Regions from separate parts of the Homo sapiens genome. Here region 1 is linked to region 2. Evidence: read pairs that join two places in POLR2A ChIA-PET (ENCODE). Cell type or tissue: MCF 10A. All regions are shown on one strand. Each heading gives the region's core, and the rest is flanking DNA. Links, peaks and the distances in the headings are about the cores only. Region 1 overlaps SIM2 (SIM bHLH transcription factor 2). Region 2 overlaps HLCS (holocarboxylase synthetase).

Evidence for each region. Peaks named below come from ENCODE experiments on the same cell type or tissue, not always from the same donor. Only the 100,000 strongest peaks of a DNase experiment are listed, where the experiment ranks them.
Region 1: POLR2A ChIA-PET joins it to region 2 with 5 read pairs; 1 of 35 experiments calls an interaction of 5 or more read pairs at or near these places.

The regions. Positions count from the first base shown.
Region 1 is chr21:36,717,073-36,721,460 of GRCh38, forward strand. SIM2 (SIM bHLH transcription factor 2) reads left to right here. Exons shown (of 11, transcript NM_005069.6): 4 at 2,749-2,857. Among named protein-coding and RNA genes, the nearest start is that of SIM2, 20 kb to the left of the region's middle. RefSeq lists an enhancer at 2,440-3,226. In MCF 10A, for the core only: no CTCF peak of the experiment used is centred there; a DNase peak (open chromatin) is centred at 2,129.
Region 2 is chr21:36,790,924-36,795,311 of GRCh38, forward strand. The region is part of intron 6 of HLCS (holocarboxylase synthetase); the gene reads right to left. It overlaps LOC105369305 (a long non-coding RNA gene), which reads left to right. Exons shown (of 2, transcript XR_937700.3): 1 at 1-4,388. Among named protein-coding and RNA genes, the nearest start is that of SIM2, 94 kb to the left of the region's middle. In MCF 10A, for the core only: no CTCF peak of the experiment used is centred there; a DNase peak (open chromatin) is centred at 1,818.

The sequences.
Region 1 (4,388 bases), core at 275-4,274, 74 kb before region 2:
CAGACTCGAGCCTTCAGAAAACCAAGCCTTTCATCTGTGCAACCTCACCCTTCTCATTCTTCAAAAGCATGTGTTGAGAACGGGAACTCTGAAAACATAAGAACCTACTCTGGGATTAAAACGCAAATCTAACCCTTAATAAGCACAGATGGAAGGTCTTTCTGCAAGGAGGTAAAGTTGTTTCCCGAAAACACATCAGTTACTTTTTTCCAGAAAAGAACTTCGAGCAAACCAGAATTATTCTTTTTCCCTGAAAACATGGGGAAGGGAGAAACGATAGGCCAATATAACATTTCTCTATTTTGTTATTTTTTCATTTTTAAAATAAACTGTTGAAATTGTGAGTCACTATATATTTTCTTTTCTTTCTTTCTTTTCTTTTTTTTTTTTTTTGAGACAGAGTCTTGCTCTGTCGCCCAGGCTGGAGTGCAGTGGTGCGATGTCGGCTTACTGCAAACTGCGCCTCCCGGGTTCAGACGATTCTCCTGCCTCGGCTTCCCTTGTAGCTGGGATCACAGCCGCATGCCACCACGCCCGGCTAATTTTTGTATTTTTAGTATGACATGATTTCACCACGTTGGCCAGGCTGGTCTTGAACTCCTGACCTCAGGTGATCCGCCTGCCTCGGCCTACCAAAGTGTCAATATATATTTTCTTAAGCCAACTCTCTTAGTTTTTAGCTTCTGCCACTCCGCACCTGGACAGGCCTTCCCAGGGCATAGTCATTGCCACCCTGAGGAAAAAAGGAAATGGTCCTGTCCCAAATGGCTGGCTTACCTGTTGCCAGTTTATTTAAACTTTTTAAGGATTAACAGGAATGACTCGAAAGAAGAATATTTAGTTTTATTATTTTTCTTAAATGAAATCCTGTAATAAACTTTTCAGGGAGGCGAATGTCCGTCTGGGAGATCTGTTGAGAAAGTGCCAGGCTTGGGAAGTGGGTGTTAAGTAGAGGGTAGGGAGGATTCCTCTAATAGGATTCTCTCTGTTGCTCTGTTTGCATAATATTGGAAGGAAACATTCCATGAATAATGTAAAACATAGAACTGTGAGAGCCGTTTTAGGGACAAGATGACTTAGCAGGCCAGAAGTGTAACTTATTCTGAATAAGAAAGCAACTCGCTCTTCTTAACAAATTGGAAGAACTGGCTCAGAGGAGTGCGATAAATCACTTCACCCCTCCACGACCCCTTGGTCCCAAGTAAAAGCTGATGGCCTAGATGCTAATCTGGAACTGCAACTCCCAGAACTTCTCCATTAAGCAGCTGGCTGGGTTGTCCTGTTGCGTGAGGTGGCACCGTCAGGATGGCCACTTTGCAGATAATCATGTTGTCTCTCCTCTGATGGAGAGCCACAGGCTCCCAGCGACACCTGCAGCAAGACACACCTAAAAATAACAAGGGGGTGGCTCGGGACAAGACACACCATGAGCCTCCTTTTGTTATCTTGAGTTACCCTCTCTCCTTCCGGCAGGGTCAAGAAGGAATTCTCCAGACCTACCCAAGATCCTTCGCCACCCAAGGACGGTTTCCCACATGCTTTGAGTTTCTTCTCAGGCTGGGCACTGGGACTCCCCTTGGTGGTGGAGGAAGTCCTACCACTGCCCCTGGGCCTCCCCTGAACAATGCTGGGGTTCACCGACTCACTGTCCTTGTCTGCCACCCTCAGCACTATTGATTATAGCTCTAAAAATAGGATCCACCCACCACTGCTCAGAAGGCTGCTCTGCTAGTCATTTCTAGAACATTCTGTGCCACTGTCCATCTTAAGGTGGGTGGGGGCCCAGGTGTTGAGACTCTATCATATCCTCTCCTGGTGCTTATGTTTGAGAGAACATTCGAAAGATTCTCAAGTTCGGGAATTTGGGCCTCCAGGGACCTCTGTGTAAAAATTGTAACTATGATGGGTATTTTCCTGGGGCCATCCATTCCTGCAAAGTGACATGGATGTGCTGTCCTCTGTGGGCTGTGTCTGGAAATAGGTAGCGTCGGACTGTTGAGGCAGCAACCCCAGGACATAATCCCCATATAACGTGGCTCTCTGGAGCAGGCCCAGACCCTCCCGCAGGGCACGCACAGCCCCAGCCACACCCCTGGGCGGGAGCCACAGAATTAGCACAGTCATCTCGGACTGGGAGGGCCAGAGACTCATTGCTGGTAATGTGAGAGAGGCCTGGCAGCGCCTGAGGGGCACAGCTCAGAGTCGACGAAGAAAGGGCCTTTGTCTGAGTTCATGTCCTCCTCGGGCGCAGTGGCGCCCCTGCCGTGGACGGCTGGTCGGCCTCGGAGTGGACAACACTTCCACAGGGAGCACTATGTGGACAGGACAGCTGGCCTTCTGGCCACCCAGTCCCCTCAGATCGCCAGCAAGGGAAGGACAGAGACCCTGGCCTGGGTCTGTTTCAAGCCCTCTTCTGTATGAAGGATGCTGCCCAGGCCAGCAGCGCCGCCCACCTCTGGTGCCCACCTTTTCCACCCTTTGCTTTCTGGTCCTTCCTGCTAAGGGTTCTCTTGGCTGCAAGCTCAAGCCTCAGTGCCATGGCCTTTTTAGACAGTGTGGGAGACAGTTCAGAGCTCTGAGCTCTGTTGAGAAAAGAAAACTGTTTCTGCGTTTGGCAAAGGTGTGGGTTGTCAGCAGAGATCAAAGTTCTGTTCCTGGCAGGGTGAGCACCTGTGACACACCTTGCCCCTCCCCCTGCGCCAATCCCAGAGAGGCGGTGGCATTTCTGACCCTTCCCTTCCACGGCAGGTGGAGCTCACGGGCAACAGTATTTATGAATACATCCATCCTTCTGACCACGATGAGATGACCGCTGTCCTCACGGCCCACCAGCCGCTGCACCACCACCTGCTCCAAGGTATTCCATCCAGAGGGAAAAAAAAAAACAGACTAAAAGCAAGGCGACATTCTTAAATGGAACTCAGGGCTTTGCTTCCCACATCTGCCAAGTGGCTGGGCATGACTAGGACTGCCCAGCCCAGGTCTCTCCAATACACACACAGCACCCACCACGTGGGGATTTGCATTGATACCTGTGTCTTTTAAGCCAATATTCATCAAGCTCCTATTGTTGGCCAGAACCCGTGTTGAGTGCTAGGTAGAGGACAAAAGTGGTGCAAGCCTGCTCCCCTCGTGCTCTTGGGTCAGAATTCCAGGGATTACAGCATCACGGGTCTAGACCAAGCTTCTCCTTAACCAAGATGCCGTGCCTAAAACTCGGGGGTCGGGGGTGGTCCATGACATTTCATGGGGAAAATTACATATGTGTTTCCTCCAGTTGAAATTTGGCATTTCCTTTGCTTCTGATGATAGATGATAAACCATCTTGGGGTCCCTAGTACCTGTGGCTTTGCCAACAATAGAAATCACAGATGTTTTCCATATCATAGGAAAGTTTTGCAGGTTTAAACATATCGCTTATGCCCACATGCCTACTTCAAAATTTCAGGAGTTCTAAGACCTGCTACTGAATCTTCTTATTTATGTATTAATAAAGCAGCACATTTATATCCGTATCACTGTGTTGAAATATTTTGATAATTATTTTCCAATACAGTTGCTTTTTTGGTAATCTTATATATTTTATTTTATGTATTTAAAAATGTTACTCCAAGTAGGGATCTGTAGGTTTTGTGCTGTGGCACAAATCATTAAGAAGCCCTGGTCATTACACAAATGACTCCTTAAATTTCAATTGTGATGAGTGCTAGGAAGATACAGAAGGACTTATTCCAGGGGCCCTGGCCTTTTAACTCCCTCCAACCATCCAGTGAGGCCAACAGGCCTCTTGACAAATGGGTCTTATGTGTGCTTTGGACTATGGCACCCAGCTTGGCCAGAATACCCCAGTGGAACAAAATGCAAAAGAAGAGGCTTTAAGGGTGATGAGAATGGGGTAGCTGGCTGCAGGAAAAACATGAGTTGCATTCTTATTGCTGTCTTCTGGGGGTTGGTGGGGAGAGGTCATTCTCGGGCTGGGAAGAGAGAATACAAAATAGCACACACAGTTGTAAAATCCCTTGCAGACAGTTCTGTGGCCCGCAAGTTCCAGCTCCAGAAATAGTCACTGGAGTCTAATTATTCCTTACCAAGGAGAGAGCCTGGCATGTTGGTTTCTGAAATGAGATGGGGCACCTAGTTGTAGCTAAGGTCTGATTCTTGGATATGATATGTCTGCAGACATCAACATGAATCATGGCTCTGAAGAGGTAATTTCTAAAAAATGAGGGCTAGGCTAGAACATCGCACCTGAATCGAATTCTTTCACTGTGGGGTTGTTTAAAGCTGGACAAAGACAACAGGTGTCAGAGAATTGCAGAACATAGTGCTGTTACTGTTTTTGAAAATTGCACAGTACGGTTTTTTGTTTTGTTTTGTTTTTTGGAGTT
Region 2 (4,388 bases), core at 257-4,256:
TGTGTTGATTTGGCAGTGGTGTTGGCAAAGAACCTGGGTGTAGGACAATGTGCTTTGTAAACAGAAGAAAATGAAATGATAGATGCAGGGGTGCCTTTGTTTGAGCTTGCTTGTATTTAAAGTTGGCTAAATATGCCTCAGCAGAGATCTTTGGGGACATGAATCATAATAGAAAAAAACAGCAACATATAGGCTTGTCCAAAATAAAACCTGCTCACCGTGCCTCAGGTAACCCTAAGAAGCGTCCTCTGTTGTAAAAACAATTCAAATACATACCAAGTAGCAAGAATCGCATAAGGAAACCCCACATAGGATGTCCGGGGCAACAACATGCAGACCCCCACCCCTGCCGGAGCCGAGTACACACCAACCCACACATCCAGGGCTCTGGGCAGCGGTGACTGTTCAGTGAGACCGCTTTCAGCATTTGCGAGAAGCTGCTCACCAACTGCCAAGTTCCTGCTGGGTCGGCCAAGAGGTATGAACCAAAAATGAAAAAACATGAAAGGTTTGTTTTTTAAAGGCAATACATCAAACATAAAAAGAGCCCTTTTGTATGAATTTTCAGTGTGGGAGCCAGAGAGGAGAAAAAATCATTTTCCCTCCTGGGAGGAAGCAGTTTGACCTCACCTGCGACTTTTCTCTTACGGTGTGGATTTTTCTCACCCCATTAAATGTAACCTACTCTAGGTGGGTTAGTACCATGTGAGAGAAATAGGGGGTGATGGGGAATATGGCAGACAGGCAGGCTGGGGCTCAGACAGAATGCCGAGCACCCTCGAGGGTGGGCCCTCGAGGGCCACGGAAGCGGGTGCCACGGGGCTGCATGGAATGCGGCTGCTCCAAGGGGCCTGTTTGCTGGACACACAAGGATTAAGTTTCCATGGCTCCAAAACCCTTGCAGCCTCCCACCCCACCCCCGGCAAAAGCACTCTTTGCAAAAGGAAAGGAAAAAAGAACAACCAAGTTAGAATGGGGTTATCTTCTTACCACTTTCACAAAGAAAGGGCTGGCTGGGATGGACACAGCAGGTTTCCCACTGTGAAGCCATCAGAAAGGCAGCGGAAAAAAACCTCATGGCAGTTAGGTGTGGGCCAGCCACACAGACAGGAACAAGCGAGCTTTCAAACCTAGAAGGTGAGTGCGCTACCTGTCAGCGTTCACAGGACTTTGCTCTGAAGAACAGTAAAAGACCATCTCAGCACCGGGTCCCTAAATCCCCTTCCCATTAACCAGGTGCCAATAGTGAAACCTAGAAGGGGACCCTGGTAAATCACCCGGCGGCTACCCCGCAGGCTCCCAGCGCTACGCTCTGGGGACCGTCAGCCTTTTCTTCTGTCACACAGCAGGAGAATGAGCTCACTTTGGCATCTGTGTGACCAGGGACGGCTGCCATCTGTGTGTCACTGTTATCAGTGGTCAGAGCAGAAGTAGCAGGTGGAACCATGTGAAATCCCTAACATTCAACCGTTTAGACCTGCAAAAATGGCTCTTTCCTTCGATTTACCCTGATGATGACAAGAAAAGGAGAAGGGGGGGAGGGAAGGGAGAGGGGGAGGGAAGGGATGGAAGGGAAGGGAGCGGGGGGAGGAGGAGGACGACCATGATCATCAGCCAATTGTGCTACGTCAGTCCAGAGTGAGCTGCTACTTATGATTTCATTTCCTCCTTAGACTGATGGGAGCAATGACAATCCCCATTTGTAGATGAGGCACCTGCTCAGAGAACTGAAGTTACTCATCCAGGGTCACATGGCTGTCAAGAGGCATGCCCAGTACCTATGACAAACATTCATCCCCAAGTAACGAAGCCAACAACCTGTGTCTCACTCCAGAACCACAGAGCTGTTACAACACGTGGTGCCTCCTGAGCCAGCAGCCAGGGGCAAGAACGAGAGGATGCAGGGAGAGGCTCTGGGGAAAGGGCTGTGTCCCCTCAGTCATGTGACCCCCAGGCTTTCTAGAGTGACTCATGGTGAGGACAGCAAAGATCTCAAAATGCTGTCTAGACCTTAACTCTGCCCATCACCCCATCCATTTGGTTTTGTTTCCCTTTCATTTGCATGTGTAGTCACATGCTCAGCATCCTTGGGGGCAGCTGCATCTGTGGTCCTCCAGAACCCCAAGCTTTGCAGTTGGACTTGAACCCCTCATGCGCTTTTGATTCCTGATTAAATAACCTGATTCGAGTTGTTGAGATCTTTAGTTTACATCAAATAATTCTTCTTTCTATTGCTCCATTCACTTCTGCACATTGCCTTAGGTACCGATTCATTTTCTCTACGACCCCCGCTGCTTACATGAGTTCTAAGATCATCCACAGGTGTGTGCCTGTCGGAGGGCTCGGAGAACACGGGACAGCAGGAAGCAGTCTTTTTTTTTTTTTTTTTTGAGATAGAGTCTCGCTCTGTTGCCCAGGCTGGAGTGCAGTGGCGCAATCTTGGCTCACTTCTACCTCTGCCTCCTGGGCCCCAGTTCAAGCAATTCTCCTTCCTCAGCCTCCCAAGTAGCTGGGATTACAGGCATGCACCACCATGCCCAAATAATTTTTGTATTTTTAGTAGAGACAGAGTTTCTCCATGTTGGCCAGGCTGGTCTTGAACTCCGGACCTTGTGATCCACCCGCCTCGGCCTCCCAAAGTGCTGGGGTTACAGGTGTGAGCCACCGCGCCCAGCCAGGATGCAATCTTATTGGTGTGTCACTTTTAGCCCAAGAAGCAAAAAAGTGGAGTGAGTAAGCTGGTAGGATCAACTGTTATTTTTATATTAAAACAAACATGTACCAGAATTATGGAGTAAAAATTATGCAAAATTTACAAGCATGTTAGAGATAAATCAGACCTTAAAGAAATTTAGTGCTAGTCAGAAGCTACATAAATGGTCAGGCATGTGGCTGCTGGTGCAATATTGTCCCTTTACGGCCAAGAGACCTCAGACAAGTTACTTAACCTCTCCCATCGAAAGCATCTCTCATGAAGATGCTGCTTCAGTCATAGGGTTGTCAGGAGGATATACCAAGTTAGTGCCTATGTGGACAGCTGTTTAGAAGCCTCAGAGCACCCTGTGAATGTGCTTTCAGACCTGCCCTGGATTCTTAGCTTCTACTAAGGACGAGCTACGGGTGTGACTGGGTTACGCTTGGCTCATTCTGGCCTCCCTGCCGCAACTTTTCCAAAGAGGCGATCTCTGAGCTCCTGGGAGCAAACCCATGAGGATACAGATGATTCGGCAACTTTGTGCCAGGCCCTCTCCAGGCTCTGGGGTTGTTTCTGTGAACAAATGCTCTGTCTCTGCACCCAGGGAGCTGGCATTCTAGTATGTGTGTGCAAGGCGGTGGGAGAGAGACATAAATGCATAATGTGTCAATGCAGTGAAAACAAAATACAGCAGATAAGGGGTACAAGGAAGGACAAAGGATGGGGTGTTCAAGTGGTCCCTGAAGGCTGCTGCAATAAGGCATTTGTTCAGAAAGAAGATAGTGAGAGCATACCATGAAGACATGTGACAGAGGACTATTCCAGGCAGAGGCAGCGGCAAGGCCAAAGGCCCTCAGTGGGATTGGAGAGGAACAAAAAGGTGACCGACGTGGCTGAAGCACACTCTGTGCGTATGGGGTTGGGGGGAATAGGAATAAGGGTTATGCTGGTTGGGGGACAGATTTGGAAGTGTGCAGGTCATAGTAAGAACTCTGGATTTTTTACTGAATGAAGTAGGAAGCAACACTGAGCCTTTCTAAGCTAACAGGGATGAGATAACTAAGTTACATTTTAAAGGAATTCACCTGGCTGCCACATGGAAAACAGCCTGGTGGAAGGAAGAAAGAGATGTGTTCTGCACATTTTGAAAGTGGAACAAAGAGGACCTGATGATGAACTGAGCTCCTGAAAGGAAGATGGAGTCAAGGGTGAGTTCACGACTTCTGGCACACACAACTCAAGGAAAAAGCGATGTGCCGTTTCCCAAAAGCAGGAGGCAAGGGCTGAGCAGGCTGGAGGGTGGAATCTGGTGCTGGACTTAGATGTAGCAAGCATAAGATGCCTATGAGACAGCCCACGGAATCCAAGCAGAAGTCTGGAGTGGGAGGGAGAGGTCTGGGCTAGGATATTCATTTGGGAATCATTATCGTGGAGATGGTTCTTAGAACCATGGGACCAGGAGAGGTCAGCCAGCGAATGAGTTGGGCTGGAGAGGGGAAGACGTCTGATTAACCTGACTTTGTTCTCTGGCAAAGGCACCAGGTTGAGAATTCAGAAACTCATATCCCTGGTTTCTTTTTAGCAAACACGAAGCATGGTGACCAAGCCATGTCATCACACTGGAACCGCAAAAAAGAGAAGAAAGGAAATGCGCTTCGTCTTCTGCGAGGACACATTGACGGTGCTCAGCTAG